Regions from separate parts of the Homo sapiens genome. Here region 2 is linked to region 1. Evidence: read pairs that join two places in POLR2A ChIA-PET (ENCODE). Cell type or tissue: PC-9. All regions are shown on one strand.

The links. Peaks named below come from ENCODE experiments on the same cell type or tissue, not always from the same donor. Only the 100,000 strongest peaks of a DNase experiment are listed, where the experiment ranks them.
Region 2: POLR2A ChIA-PET joins it to region 1 with 5 read pairs; 2 of 35 experiments call an interaction of 5 or more read pairs at or near these places.

What each region holds. Positions count from the first base shown.
Region 1 is chr2:186,746,973-186,754,972 of GRCh38, forward strand. FAM171B (family with sequence similarity 171 member B) reads left to right here. Exons shown (of 8, transcript NM_177454.4): 4 at 120-278; 5 at 4,162-4,332; 6 at 6,961-7,077. Among named protein-coding and RNA genes, the nearest start is that of FAM171B, 57 kb to the left of the region's middle. In PC-9, no CTCF peak of the experiment used is centred here; DNase peaks (open chromatin) are centred at 4,319 and 4,989; H3K27ac peaks cover 1,408 bases.
Region 2 is chr2:186,661,997-186,669,996 of GRCh38, forward strand. ITGAV (integrin subunit alpha V) reads left to right here. Exons shown (of 30, transcript NM_002210.5): 19 at 1,772-1,839; 20 at 2,498-2,645; 21 at 3,130-3,222; 22 at 4,708-4,787; 23 at 5,154-5,234; 24 at 5,675-5,780; 25 at 6,766-6,924; 26 at 7,705-7,818. Among named protein-coding and RNA genes, the nearest start is that of FAM171B, 28 kb to the right of the region's middle. In PC-9, no CTCF peak of the experiment used is centred here; no DNase peak of the experiment used is centred here.

The DNA of each region.
Region 1 (8,000 bases):
GATGCTAATGATGTTTAGCAATAATTATAATTGCTTCTTTTAAAGTAAGACATCCTGACCAATGCTGCTATGCTTAACATGCCTTTATCTCTTTGTTAATGAGGTTTCCTTTTTTCCAGATGCCAAGTCTCAACCAAGTGTTCAGTTTTCAAAAGCCTTAATTAAACTTCCTGACAACCATCATATTAGCAACGTTACTGGCTATCTTACAGTTCTACAACAGTTTTTGAAAGTGGACAATTTTCTGCATACAACTGGAATTACTCTCAATAAACCAGGTATTATCTACTTTTTGTATAATATAGTTATAAGAAACATTAGTACACAAATCTTTCATCAAATATTTAGCTATCTATAATAGCTTATAATATATAAGCTATGGATAATACACATCATTTGAGACATAAATCTAGTTATTAAAATGTATATAATAAAAAATTCCCTTTAATGAAATATATCTTATTCAATGAAAGAAAAATTCAGCATACATTATTTCAAATGCATGGAAATTTTGATTTCTTTTAAATTTATTAAATTTTATTTGATCCAAAGCAGGTAAGGTATAGAAAATAGTTATGATTATTGTATAGCTTTGAAAATTTAATACATTCAAAAATTAAAATTCAGTTTGTATTTTTTTCATAATTTGATGTATTCATTTTTATCCAACTGATGAGAAGTGTCAATAATTGAGATAGAAAAAAGTTTATAGATTGGAGTAAGCTATTGTAAATATTTGCTATTCTCTGTGTAAAATATAAATATTGAAAATATATGTATTCTAGAGTCAACAGCACTCATATATTTCTATAAGGCTGTCATAATATAATTTCTATAAGGCTGTCATAATATAAAAGTTAGTGGAACAATGGAATTTTACATTTAAAAATACATTCATAAATAAACCCTTTACAAACATCATTTCCCTCTGTACATCCACACTTGTTCCACCATTTTTTTTTTCTTTTGAGACAGGGTCTTGCTCTGTTTCCCAAGCTGGAGTGCAGTGGCATGATTTTGGTTCACTGCAGCCTTAACCACCAAGGTTCGAGTGATCTTCCTACCTAAGCCTCCCAAGTAGCTGGGACTACAGGCATGCACCACCACACCCAGCTAATCTTTTTTATTTTTTGTAGGGATGGGGTTTCGCCATGTTGCCTAGGCTGGTCTTTAACTCCTGTGCTCAACAATCCGCCCACCTCAGCCTCCCAAGGTGCTGGGATTACAGGCATGAGCCACCTCGCCAGGCCTGTTCTACCATTTTTACCACTCATTGTAACCTAACTGAAAATCCACTGTTTAAAATCACCTCAAACAGTCTATAATTCTGATAGTTTCTTTTTTTTTTTTTTCAGATATTTTGTTCATTTCATTTGAGGAACAGCCAGCAATGAGTGATAACAGGAAATAAGTATTTTGGTTAGATAGAGTTTTGTTTTGCCTGTTGGAGTTGATGCTATCAGTGCCCCAGCCAGATGACACTTATTATTCTGTTACAAACCTGCTTTTCCTACTGCACACATCTGTGACTGCCTGAGGGCATTCCTTGGTTCCAAGAAGCAGACTTGGCCATCACATGGGGCAAGCTGTCAACCAATGACAGACAAAAGTTGGTGTGGCTAGGACAACTCTGAGCCAGTGTATGTCCCCAGTGGAACTGAGCTGGAGTTACCACAGTGATAACCTGCTTGTTAACACATCCTGTACTGGCTCCCTTCCTTCCTGCTGAATTACGCTTCTGTTAGTGATAGGTGCTTCCTGGGATTACTTACCAAATAAACTATTTGCCCTCAAATTATTATCTCAGGGTCTGCTGCTTGAGGAAGCCAAACTAAGACATCAGCCAAGATTTTCCAGATGTAACCTACAGGATGGTGTAAATAAAAGCATTTACTAGAATGGTATCTGTACACACTATCACAAATGAAGCTCATGGCGCTGGAGGATGTTCATGGACAAGACTCACTAGATTCAGTGGGAAAGGGTCAGAATGAACTGTTTCCCAACACTCTATTACCTGCTTTTGAGAGTATTCATTAATAGTTTTGATTATCCTGAGAATGCTGCTATCATTTAAAAAGTTCTAGAGCAGTGCTGCCAAATGGAAATATTCTTCTCTGTCCAACATGTGGCTGTTGTGCTCTTGAAACATGACCAGTGCACTGAGGAAGTTAAATAGCCACATGCAGTTAGTGGTCACTTTATTAGATTACACAGTTCTAGAGTTCCATGAGGATAAAAATGTCCTTTCATAAAAGTTCTGTTCTCCTTCTCATTGTTTTTTTCAGTCTTTTTTCCCTTGCACCATTCTTTTCTCCTCTGACTTGACTTTATCTTAAATGCTGGTGTGTCAGTTTCAACAGTTTGTAAAGCCACTGACTGCACGGAGCTGAGGGGTGAGGTTGAAGCAGGTACTTCAGAAAGCCAGCCAACTGGTTTTACTGAGTAGTTTGATGTAGTTACTTAACAATTTATATAACATTTGATTTGTGCTTGCAGTGGATGGCTTACAAGCATGCCAGCCTATAAAATATGTATGGCACTGCTTTGCTCATTTAATATTTGTCTTTCAGGTAATTTAGTACAGTTAATTCTTATATTTAATTGAAAATTTTCAGTAAGCCACTACTTGGCCTGTTTGACGGCTGAAGCCATTCCAGATGATAAGCAGTCATGATAATGAGGACTCTTTCTGTGGCTGCCAAGACCCTCCACTCTTGCCTGTCTCCCCTGCTGCCCTCTAGCCCTGTGGCCACCTTTCTTTCCTGCACCTGCCAAGATCACTTCTAATTTGGAGGCTTTGGACTTGTTTATTCTGCCTGGAAAGTTCTTGAAGGTTCTTCCCATTTGGCTGCAGCTCAGATGTGCCCTCCTCAGAGAGGAGGCCTTTCTTGACCGCCTAATTATGTGCCTTTTCTAGATTATCATGCACTTACATTTGGGTGGGGGAAAAAACTGATGAGGAGTAAATACATGGGGGCAAAAAAGGATATTTGATAGGAATTATTATGAAAAAATATTGCAGACAATATCAGAAATATATTTACTGTGTCTTTGGGGCCCATATGAGTACATGGTGCTGGTAGGGACTTTGTAAATATTTGTTAAATGAATGAACAAATTTCTAGTTTTGAAGCCAAAGATTCAAAAGTGTAGACCAAAAGCAAATAGATAAAAAGTATACTTTCTCCCATCTATTTGTAGAAATACTGTAATTTTAACATCTGTAATAGTTTTATTCTTCATAAATATTCTGGTATATATTATAACTTTGTTTGGCATTGCTAATATTTCAAAAGCAAAAGAAAGGCACTTTCTGCTCCCTCTCTCCGCCCAGAGTAACAGACATCTATAGATAGTTCCTGATATTTAAGAAAGCGTACTGTAAATTGTATTAGTAAATCTTTAAAACCTTAGGCAAAACAATATAACCAATTCTGTTATCTCCCTTTCTCCTGCTTTTCAAGCTTTGAAGTCTAGTATTATATTTAAAATCTAAGTTTATATTCTTTCAGTTGTATGAATAATCAAGTATATTAACACAATTTTTATCAAGTAATATTACAGTGATTTTGTTTCATGTTTAATTGCCAAACCTATCCATTAAAAATTGTACTTTTAATCTGAATGCTTTTTATGTAAGAAGTGCAACTTTTAATCTGAATGCTTTTTATGTAAGAAGTGCAACTTTTAATCTGAATGCTTTTTATGTAAGAAGTGCAGCTAGATCTGTGGGTTCTAGCACTCCTTGAAACAGATGGTCTTGGAAAAGAGAGGGTGAGATATTTCAAATCTACATCTGCATTGATGGTGTATGATAGAGCCTTTATGGAATATGGTACTATAGTGAGATGGGGTTTTTTTGGTTGTTGCTTTTTAGATTTATAAAAAATATTGAATTGGATTCTAGTGCCCCTTACATCAGATGACTTAGATAACTTAGGCTCATATTGATTTGTCAGTGTTACATTGCATAGCCTATATTTAGACAATATTTTAAAATTACATTTAAAAAATCCTTAATGTGTATTCAGTATCTATTTGATATTAAAATAGATAACCCTTGGTGAAATAGAGGAACTATTTATTTTAGACCTATAATAATTAGGTAACTACCACCTCTGTTTACATATGATTTTAATAAACTGTCTTCTTTTATAGGTTTTGAAAACATTGAATTGACTCCTCTTGCTGCAATATGTGTGAAAATATATTCTGGAGGAAAAGAACTAAAGGTCAATGGCTCTATTCAAGTTTCTCTTCCTCTTCTACGTCTGAATGATATAAGTGCAGGGGATCGCATACCTGCTTGGACATTTGATATGAACACAGGTATGTGAGCTAGGTTAAAATAGTCTGAATATTTTACATATTTGTCAATTGACTAGCTGGATGTTTTATCTTAGAACTTGATACAGCTCTAGTTTTTTAGTAACATCACAAATGTATTTGTTAGTGACCAAAATTGACTTCACTTTGATTAATATAATACAACCATTGGGCAAATGATGGGAATACACATGTCAAAAAAATAGCATTATTTATTCATTCCCTTACCTTTTTGTAGCACCACCATTTTGAGGTAGAAATAATTTTTTAAAATTATCTCTCTTCTTAGAAGTTTGTTTTTGTTTTGATAAGCTCATAATACCTATCTAAAAGCGTGGTTTAAGGCCATAGGGAAATGTATGCTAGTTTCATGAAAATAAGTAACATTATGTTATTAAGAGATAGAAAAAGTAATTGTTTTTCCAAAGAAACCCCTTAGATACTAGTTTTGTTTTCTGGGTTTCGCCTCCTAAATAGCAGCTGGAAATATATGTATATTTTCATCCTCAGCTTCCCTTTGTTTTTGTTCATGGGTTCCCATGTAAATAAGGTAGGAGTGTAAGTTACCAAAAAAAGACAGAAAAAGGAAAATGATCAGCCCACAACTGAAAAGTTTACAGGTAGGACTTCCTTGGGTGAGTCATGCTACAGTCTAGATAGTTTCACAGGGCTTGGGCTTGGTTTCTCTCCTCCTTCACTCTCATCTGTTTGCTCTGTATTAGCACCTTTCTAGGATGGGATTTCCCTTCAGACTGACAAGAAGGCTGTAGGTGCTCTAACGTTATACTTTGCCAGGTTGAAGGCCAGTAGAGATTTTCTTAGGAGCTATATATAGCAGAAGCCCTTGGACTCACTGTAGTTGTAGAGTGGAGTTTGCATGCCCATCTTAGAACCTGTCTTTGTGACCTGCAAATTGAATGCACAGATTTATTTAGACTTTAGGTCACATGTTGAAGCTGGATGGGACCCTAAACTGATCATGTTGGCTGAGAATAGGGCGCAATAGATCCTCAAAACTTGAAATGGGATTTCCTGTTAGGTAATAAGGCCCCCAAAACACATACGTTTTCACTATAGAGAATATAAGCAGTAATATATCTATGTTTTAAAGAAAGAGTGGAAACTATATAACCACGGTAGTATGCTACTGAAATCATTAGATTAAGAACTCTAAGATTTGGAATCTAGTCTGTTTACCAGCAGTACTACTTGGAATAAGTCATTTAACTTATTTGGGCCTCAATTTCCTGATTTGTTGAATGAGGAAGTCGTGTTAAGGCACTTAAAAAAAGAATATCTGCTGTTTGAGTCCTAGTTGCTGATTGTTCTTTCTGGCCAAGGCATCTATCTCTAATGTACCTTTCAGTGACAACATTTTTTGAATTGATTTATCACTGATGTAACACTTGTGGACTATTTAAAAGCAATAGATTAAATTATTCTCATTTTCCAGTTTCTCTACCTTATTAAAATACTTTTTTACATGTTATAGATAATTCACTATAATAAATCAATAAACCATAATACAAATATACACCAAACTCAAATAGCTTTGTTATGCTATTTATAAATAAAACTTCATAAAAGGTACAGGTTTTACTGAATTCTTTTTTCTTTTGACAGCAAATTTTACTGGATGAGGTAACATTTATTGAAAGTTTAGAAGATCTAGTTCTATAAGAACAATACCAACAGTACTAGACCGAGACAATATTTAGTAAAAAATTAAGGCCATAAAACAGTATATTTAATCAGAATATCAGATAAGAGCTATCTTAATATCCACAGTTTAAATAGAATCTGGAGAGTCATGATTTTTCTAAGTATGTCTGTGTCCTTAGTTTATTTTATTATTATTTTTTTTCAAGACAGAGTCTTGCCCTGTCACCCAGGCTGGAGTGCAGTGGCGCACTCTCAGCTCACTGCAACCTCCACCTCCCAGGCTCAAGCGATTCTCCTGCCTCAGCCTCCTGAGTATGTGGGATTACAGGCATGTGCTACCACGCCTGGCTAATTTTTGTGTTTTTAATAACTATTTTGTTTTAATATAAAATGACAACTTTTTTGGAATGACAATTCTTAATTAGTATGCCAAAAACATGTATTAATATCAAGAAATGTGAAAATTTAGTACTTTTTAATTTTAAAACTCACAAAATTAATAGATAAGTTTTTCATGAATTCCATGATTAAGGCTTTGTGATCCACTTATTTGAAGGTCTGATTCTAAGGTGAGTTTATTTCAGTACCTATTACAATAATAGGTGTCATAATTGATAATTTTTGTGTTTTTAATAGAGACGGGGTTTCACCATGTTGGCCAGACTGGTCTTGAACACCTGATCTTGTGATCCGCCTGCCTTGGCCTCCCAAAGTGCTGGGATTACCAGCTTGAGCCACCGCACCTGGCCATCCTTAGTTTATTTACAGTGTTTTTTGGTCACAACAAATCATTCTAATTATTCTATTACAGTATATACTATATTATAATATGATGTGATATATATTAGCCTATGATTATATATTGCCACAGTTTTCATAATCTTTGAAAAAGTCCCATAATGTATTCTGTGCATGACCATCAGTTCTTAAGATATAACTGTAACAAGTATTTTTTACATACCTTTTTAGGTGCTTGGGTAAATCATGGTCGGGGAATGGTCAAGGAACATAACAATCATTTAATCTGGACATATGATGCACCACATTTGGGGTACTGGATAGCAGCTCCACTTCCAGGAACTAGAGGTATTGTAAAAAATGAAAGTAATTAAAACATGTAATTCAAATAGTCTTGCTGGAACGGATAGCAGCAGACCTCAGTTTTATTCTAAGCACTGCCACTTACCAGCTATATGACAATGGGAAAGGAACTTGATCTCAGCTTATTTTTTTTTCATGTGTATCAGATTAAGCGCCATGAACTCTAAGGTCTCTTATAGTTATATCTGATGAATCTGTGAAGAATGAAGTTTGTTCAAATCAAGTATTTTCTTAGTTTACTTCTTTTTATGAATAAATTCTGCCCAAATCAGTTAGAGCTTTTGGTTGCAAGCAACAGAAAAAGATTTTGACTAATTTAAAAATATGCTATATTAGAAGGATGTAGGGAGTTCATAGGATCCTAGGAAAGGCTGAAGAACCAGATGCTGAAAGGCAGGACTCCTTGCCGTGCCAGATGGCCTAGTTAGCAGGCCTGCTTGACTACCTTTGCCAGGTTGCTGCTGTGTGGTGGCTGACTCTAACCCTTTCCAGTATTTTCCTTGTACTGTTCCTGATCATTCTAGAGCTGAAGAATGATCATCCTATTGGCCCACTTTTGGGTCTCAAGCACACATGTTACTTGGTGGGGATTGAGGAGGAGAGGAAGGGCTCTTGGAAGTCTGCAGACACTATCATTCAAGAAAAGACTGAGGATGTATTAAATCAAGCTTGTCCAACCCCCAGTCCACAGGCTGTATGCAACCTAAGACAGCTTTGAATGAGACCCAACACAAATTTGTAAATTTCCTAAAAACATTGAGTTTTTTAAATGATTTTTTTTAAGTTCATGAGCTATCAATGTATTTTATGTGTGGCCCAAGGCAGCCAAAAGATTGGACACCCCTGTACTAAATGAAAATTGGTCTGACATTTTGAACAGAAGGAAGATGGAGGCTGGGGAGCAAAAC
Region 2 (8,000 bases), 85 kb before region 1:
CTATCTTTCCTGACAGCATATTTTAATACTATGGCTGCTTCAATGCCAGCTAAGTCCTTTTTTTCCCCTATAGAGTGATATCAGCCAAATATCTCTATATTACAGTTTTATTAATATTTTATACATATGTCTCATTGCAAACTTAAGATACTCATCTAACATTCTAACTGGGAATGTTATACATACCTTATCACTAGTTAATTTGTTATCTGTAAAGTCCACACTTTGATCTAATCAAGCGTTGATTTATATTTGGCATGATGTAAAGAATCACCATATAGTTCTTCTAATAGTCCTTTTTTAAAAAGGCTTATAGCAACTGCTTATATCTAGGTAATTGAATTAATTCACGTATATTTTTGTGTTTCCTTCAAATTAAAACGACAGTTACGAATCTTTGTCCAATATATAGCCACTTGCAAGCCTCATGTGGCTTCTGAGCACTTGAAATGGGCTTAGTGTCACTGAGGAACTGATTTTTAAATTTTATTTAATTTTAATTAATTTAACGTTAAAAGCTGATGCTTAATTCTCTTACTGCAAAACTTTTAGTAAGTTTAGAACAACTTGAGTATTTGAATCTACATTTTCAACTGTGAATTATATGAATTGTAAATGCAAAGAAAATTTCTAATAAAACCTAAGTATTTGAATTTAGATGTGCTAAAAGTATATAATACATTCTGGATTTTGAAGACAGTAAGAAACAGAATGCAAAATATTCCACTGATAATTTTTAAGTGATTCCATGTAAAAATGACAATATTTTAAATATTGTTAAGGGCTGAACTGAGTTCCCCCAAAATGTGTATGTTGAAGCCTTAATTCCGGACATTCCTTGTGACTTGGAAGTTTACAATCATCATCCTTTTTTTAAAGGACTCTATCTTTCTTTTCCTTTAAATCCTTTTCTCTCTTCTTTTTGTCTGCTTCTGTGCTTGAAGCCCTTTGGATGTTACCAGTAGGCAAAGCAAAAATGGCCTCATCTTTATTTTCCATTCTTTTCTTAATTTTTATGTTTCTTCTTTCACATCCTATCCAGCTCCTCTGCTTTTTTCCCACTGTTTCTCTCTTTTGGGTGTTTCCATTTTGCTCTAGCTGGAACATTCTCCTGGCCAGATCTAGTGGGGAAAAAGTTCAGGTCTTTGTTTTTTTCACCTACCCTGATTGGTTAACTATAATGCTTCAAGTTCCTTTTCCTTCATCTTTTTCCAAATGACCATGCAATGCTGGACTCATTTTATCCAGTTTCTTTTGCCCCTTGGTCTCTCTGCCTGTCTGAATTGCTGCTGAATATCTACAGCTCCTTATTCTTTTATCCTCTGCAGCCCTATTTCCTGATATTGGTAGAGGCACAGTCCATAATGAGAAACTCTAGAAGGGAGTCTATTTTGCCCAACATCTCACAACTTAACTAGCAGCAGGGTAAAAATGAAGCCTCATTTCTTGGCTATTACTTTCTTTTCTACACCAGTCTTCATTCAAATATGATAACAGCTTAATCTGAGATAAAACTGAAAGGTTCCAAGGAACTGTATCATATCCTATGAATCTTTTTCTTCTTTCTCTTTCTTGACTGGCTACACTGACCTGCTTAAAAATAAGTGGCCATGGTCTCTTTTGCATTCAGGTATACAACAAACAAGCTGATGAGTATCTGAAAATATATACATGTGTACATATAGGCTTAACCACATAGATATTGATAAACACTGCTTATGCCACCTGCATTGGTATTTTTCATGTAGAAAAATAAAATGTTTTTTTCTAGGCTCACATTCTACTTGACTGTGGTGAAGACAATGTCTGTAAACCCAAGCTGGAAGTTTCTGTAGATAGGTAAGTTTTGCTTGAAATAATAATGTAGTAAGAAATTTAAATGGAAGGGCACATTTTTCTATTCAAAGGACTAACATATTTTAACGAGAATTAGTTATCCTGGAGGGTAATGCCTGATTTTCTATAACACTAAAACTATCAATATTGAGCTTCTAAAGAAAATATCCACTGTGTTTTCACTAGTTGCCTAGGTTGAAAGAGTTATTACCATTCAACTTTGGGTAATATCACAAAATAATATTGTATCATTTTAAAGATACACTTCATCATAAACATTCTTTGAACTCAAGGAATATCCTTACCATTTTGTAAGGCATATGAATTATAAAGAATATTGTGAGAATTATGACACGTGATTAATTTAGCTTTTAGAAAAATATTGGGGAATTACAAAGTACATGTAATTCACTTCAGTAATAGATATGAATGATAGTGATATATTAGTGGCATCAATGTTTATTTTTATTGAGAGAAGCATTCGATTTGCACCCAGTGTGCTATTTTCTGTTTTCTATCAAGCTGTGAAGTAGTCTTAAAATACCTTGAGACACTGTTGAACATGTCAGTGCTGTGTATTTATCTCTTCTTTCTTTGAACAGTCATACTTTCCCCATGTAGTCTTTTTTTCTCAGTCTGGATTTGTATTGTTAACTTGTAGTGATCAAAAGAAGATCTATATTGGGGATGACAACCCTCTGACATTGATTGTTAAGGCTCAGAATCAAGGAGAAGGTGCCTACGAAGCTGAGCTCATCGTTTCCATTCCACTGCAGGCTGATTTCATCGGGGTTGTCCGAAACAATGAAGTAAGCAGGCTGCCTCTTTAAAAATTGAAATGCACTCACGGATCTTATTAACATTAATGAGCTGTTCCCCTATTTAGTGAAGCACAAGCTTAGCTATTCTACCTAAGGCTAAATTGATAGACAATGGAGTGCCTATCTTACATAATTCCTTTTAAGCCTAATACTTTGCATAATGCATTGATATGACATTTTTAGAATTGCAAGCTAAGTGCCTGGAAACAAGGTTAGATAGATAAAGTGTCTAAGCCTGTCCATCAAATTATTTGTCAGAGGCTGTATGGTTTTGTATGGTAGTCCTCTAGGGATCTTTCAGAAACACTTCTGCATTTCCATGTGGCAATTGTACCCAATTCTGGCTTTTTCCTTACCTCCTGGTTTGCTCAACTAGATTTATTTGCTTAGGACAAGAAACTGAAATATCCAACTGCGTGATACTTTATTTCCTTTCATATCCATTTTTTTTTTTTTTTTTGGTCTATCAAAGGCCTTAGCAAGACTTTCCTGTGCATTTAAGACAGAAAACCAAACTCGCCAGGTGGTATGTGACCTTGGAAACCCAATGAAGGCTGGAACTCAAGTAAGACAATTTAATTAAACGGATTTTTCTCCCTGGCAAATAGAAAAGCATATTGTTGTCTGGGCTCATAGTAATTTTTAAAAATAAACACTTCAAAACAATGTCCTTAAATTGGTTTCGATATAATAGTTAAATGATTAGCAGAGTTTTGCTTAGTTTTAACTAAGATACGAAAACAATTGGTTGTGCTCCTACACGGTTTGCAATCAGCTGCTCTTTATGCCTCCTTCACTTTAGTGAATGGATGAGAACGTGGTTTAAACTAAGGACTGAAATAATAATTTTTGCTATTTTACACTGATGCCTTAATGGATCCTGAAAAGCTACTCTGGCAACTACCAAGACTGTCAATCCTAGGTGAGCTAGATTCCATCACAGGCCCCACACAGAGGATCAAAGTGAAGGTCAGTTAAATCAGGCTCCCCTTCAGATGGTGGAGCAGGGTGCCCAGGAGCTTGAAAAGAAGCAGCCAATGGCTTGCTTTCCGAATCCTCTAAAAAGTAAACAAAATATACCTTGTAGAATTTCTAGTAGCAAGGACAAAATGGCAGCATATGCTGTGTGACTTTTTCAATAGAATTTATTTAATGACTTATTGATACTGGTACTTTGAAGATCTGTGGTAATACAGGTCTAAATATTCCATATTTCTTTAGTATGTTTTCTATTACAAGTCATTAGTATTTCTAGATGTATGGTATCTTAGGGATGAGAACTTGAACAAATTACCCTAAGTTCAGTTTTTCACGTGTATTCAATGTTTTATTAACAATGAGCATGCCTTTTATTTTCTCATATTCTCATTCTCTCTAACTTTCTGGTTATTATATAGTTTCTGCTTATTACAAGTAGCCAGCTCCAGGTTTTGTGGAGTGGGAGGCAGAACCCAGGAAGTACTGTTTTTATATGTCATTTGTGTGATCCCCAAGAAGCCTTCTTTTTTGTACCTGGTGGTTCAATTGTTTTATTTAAAATCTACCAATTTTCTGCCTGCAGGAATTAGGATATTTGGTGTTGGGAGTGTTATGAGAGGTGTGTGGAGAAATTCTGGTTGTGGCCCTACTCATGCCTTCTTTAGCCATGTTCCCTTACTCTAGTAAACCATCCATTTCTTCTTTCCTGGCCTATGAACACAGCACATACTTTGGTGGTTAGCTTCGTGTTATCAAATTATTGTACCCAGTTGCTAGACTTTCACTGGATCAACAAACATTTACTTTTGCACTTTTTAGAAAGATGGTTAGTATTATAAGGAGGTATAATTATGATTAATAATTGTTGTTAAATAGGCTCTCTTATGGATTGGTCCAGGTATATTAAGTAAAATAGGTTTGATAGAAAATAAGATTTAGTTATCTTTGTTCAGTTTTATTGTAAGCTCAGAAAAACCCCATTTTAGAACATTATTTTTTATTTAGACATTGGATTTGAAATTTTGCTAATTAGACATTGACTAGCATTACTATCTTTTCCTCTCTCCTTTAGCTCTTAGCTGGTCTTCGTTTCAGTGTGCACCAGCAGTCAGAGATGGATACTTCTGTGAAATTTGACTTACAAATCCAAAGGTATGAAAACAACTTATATTCACTTATAACTATCAAATAAATATTATTTGTTGTAAATATACTATGTAATATACTTTAAATATAAAGTAGCAGATTAAATTTTATTGCTTGACTATAGCATTTTAAAATCAATATTTACATTATAAGAATAATTTTATTGTCAGATTTGAGTTTGTAAAACAAAATTTAAAATCCAGAAAGAAAATGTTCATCTTCTTGGAATTAAGTGTTAATGAAAATAACTATTTTGAGGTATAAGCTTTACACTTGTTTCGTTTGTTAATTTTTAGTTTCACTGGGTTTGCCTCTGTATGTTCTTGGTTGTTATGCATAATTCATTTTTAAGTTTTTTTTTTTCTTTTTCAGCTCAAATCTATTTGACAAAGTAAGCCCAGTTGTATCTCACAAAGTTGATCTTGCTGTTTTAGCTGCAGTTGAGATAAGAGGGTCAGTATGAATACTTAGTTGAGTATCTCATTCTCATGATTGCTTTTTAAAGGTAACTGTCAGGCCTTAGCCTTTTCTGGACAATAGACCCTGCATGTTTAGTGGTGGTTTTACTAGGGCATTAGCTTCTGTAGAAATAAAATCCTAGGTATGTTCCAAACCCCCAATACTGGGTGATCCTCAAAAGGAACAAGACATGGCAACAACATGCACAAAATAATTTTGTTGAACTTTTACACAAATTGTCAATTCACCTGTTACGTGTACATTTCATAAGAGCAGTTTTTGTGCATGTGTGTGTTCATTAGTTTTCTTTTAAAGTATTTTTTAAAATTAAATCTAATTTTATTTATTTGAGTAATGAATATGGGGTACTTTTGAAAATGAACTGACTATATCATTTTGATATTCATGGTAGGTTTTCTTTGGTCATTGTTTAGAGTCTCGAGTCCTGATCATGTCTTTCTTCCGATTCCAAACTGGGAGCACAAGGAGAACCCTGAGACTGAAGAAGATGTTGGGCCAGTTGTTCAGCACATCTATGAGGTTTGCAGTTGTTAGATTTTACTCAAACCTCGTGAGCAAGCCAACGAAGAGAGGAACAACTAAGCTACTTTAAAAAAAAAATTCTATGTAATTTTTATGTAAACTCTACATTGGTTAAGTATGTGTCAGAGATTTCTTTGAATATTTTCCCTATACATAAATTCATTTTTATTTGACAAATAGACTTGTTTAAATAAAGCAGTTTATATAATTTGTTGTTTAAAATAAATTAGTTCTACTTGAATAAAGAAATGTCATTGGTACTTTCTCATGGGCATTTTGTAGTTCTGGCTAAAAATTGAAAATACCTATGGCAAATAATCAAAACTATTTCTATAGGAAGAAATTTTCTTTGTCATCCTTCATTAATAACTTTTAAATATTTTGCCTTTTGTTTATACATACATACATATATATATATATATATATATATATATATATTTTTTTTTTTTTTTTTTTTTTTTTTTGAGGTGAAGTCTTGCTCTGTCGCCCAGGCTGGAGTGCAGTGGCGCGATCTCAGCTCACTGCAAACTCCACCTCCCGGGTTCAAGCGATTCTCCTGCCTCAGCTTGCTGAGTAGCTGGGATTACACGTGTGCACCACCATGCCCGGCTAATTTTTGTATTTTTAGTAGGGACAGGGTTTCACCGACAGGTTTCACCACGTTGGCCAGGCTGGACATGAACTCCTGACCTCAAGAGATCCGCCCGCCTCGGCCTCCCAAAGTGCTGGGATTACAGGCATGAGCCACTGTGCCCAACCTTGTTTATATTTTTATCCTGACACATATTACTCTGTGTTAGAGACAAATGTTGAGTTTGATCATTTTTGCATAAAAATGGTCACATTGTAATTAGAGGTTAACTGTGGAAATTGCTGTTATTTAAAACCTATTGCTAACATGATTTCTAAAGTTGATGTAGGGGAAGGATTATGGAACAGATTTTTGCCCAAGGTGTAGATACATTTTCTTTTTTCTCCTTAGCTGAGAAACAATGGTCCAAGTTCATTCAGCAAGGCAATGCTCCATCTTCAGTGGCCTTACAAATATAATAATAACACTCTGTTGTATATCCTTCATTATGATATTGATGGACCAATGAACTGCACTTCAGATATGGAGATCAACCCTTTGAGAATTAAGGTAATATGCTTAATAGCAGCTCTTCATTACAATGATATTTCATTGCCTTCTTTCTAAACCTGTAAAAGAAATTCATAAAATAAAACAACTATTTTAATATAAAACCCACTCTGCAAAAAATGGTTTAGTTCATAAGCAGTACACTTAGGATAAGTTCATTTGTATAATGGGTAAGAATTGATTCTGTGATGTCTAGTGAACCACATCTTCATAGAGTGCTTACTGAGCCTCATGAGATGTGTCCTTCAGTGACTCAGTTTGACCTTGGCTCCATCACGTTGTTGTTTCTTCAGGGCATAATATCACATCAAGGGTGTTTTGTTGTTAAAATTTCTACCTTTGGGATAAGCTATACCATTTTACTCATGATTATCTTGACTTTTGGATATAGTCATCTCCATCATAGATTTGCACTAGAAACTATTACACAATATGATCTAAGGAAAGGTGAAGAAACAAAATAAAAGATATACCCATGATTGACATCACAAATGTACTGTGGAATTTCAGGCCATTTCTGTATGTTTCATCAGTTTCCACTCTAGCTAAGCAAGGGCTGAAAATAATGGTTAGGGAGAGCTAACTTTTTTGGTACATATTAAAGACTCTAATCTTTATTTTCTGTCCTTACTGCTCACTATATACTGAGTGGTAAATATTCTGTCATACTAAATTTTCATTCACTATTTTTTAATCATATCTAAGAGTTTATATCAAAATGCTGATGTAAAATGTTTTTCATTATCATTTACCACCATTTTATTAATGTGATTGCATTAGATCTCATCTTTGCAAACAACTGAAAAGAATGACACGGTTGCCGGGCAAGGTGAGCGGGACCATCTCATCACTAAGCGGGATCTTGCCCTCAGTGAAGGAGATATTCACACTTTGGTAAGTGCCATTTCAAATATGTGCACCATAGACATTTAAAAATATGTGACTATAGAACTGACGCCAAAGAACATTTCAAAAATAACAACAGCTGTGCTTGAACAACTACATTTATTTTTATACCATGCATTCCTCTCACTTTCCTTTTTCCTAGTCAGATTAATGCCATATTTTCTTCAAAT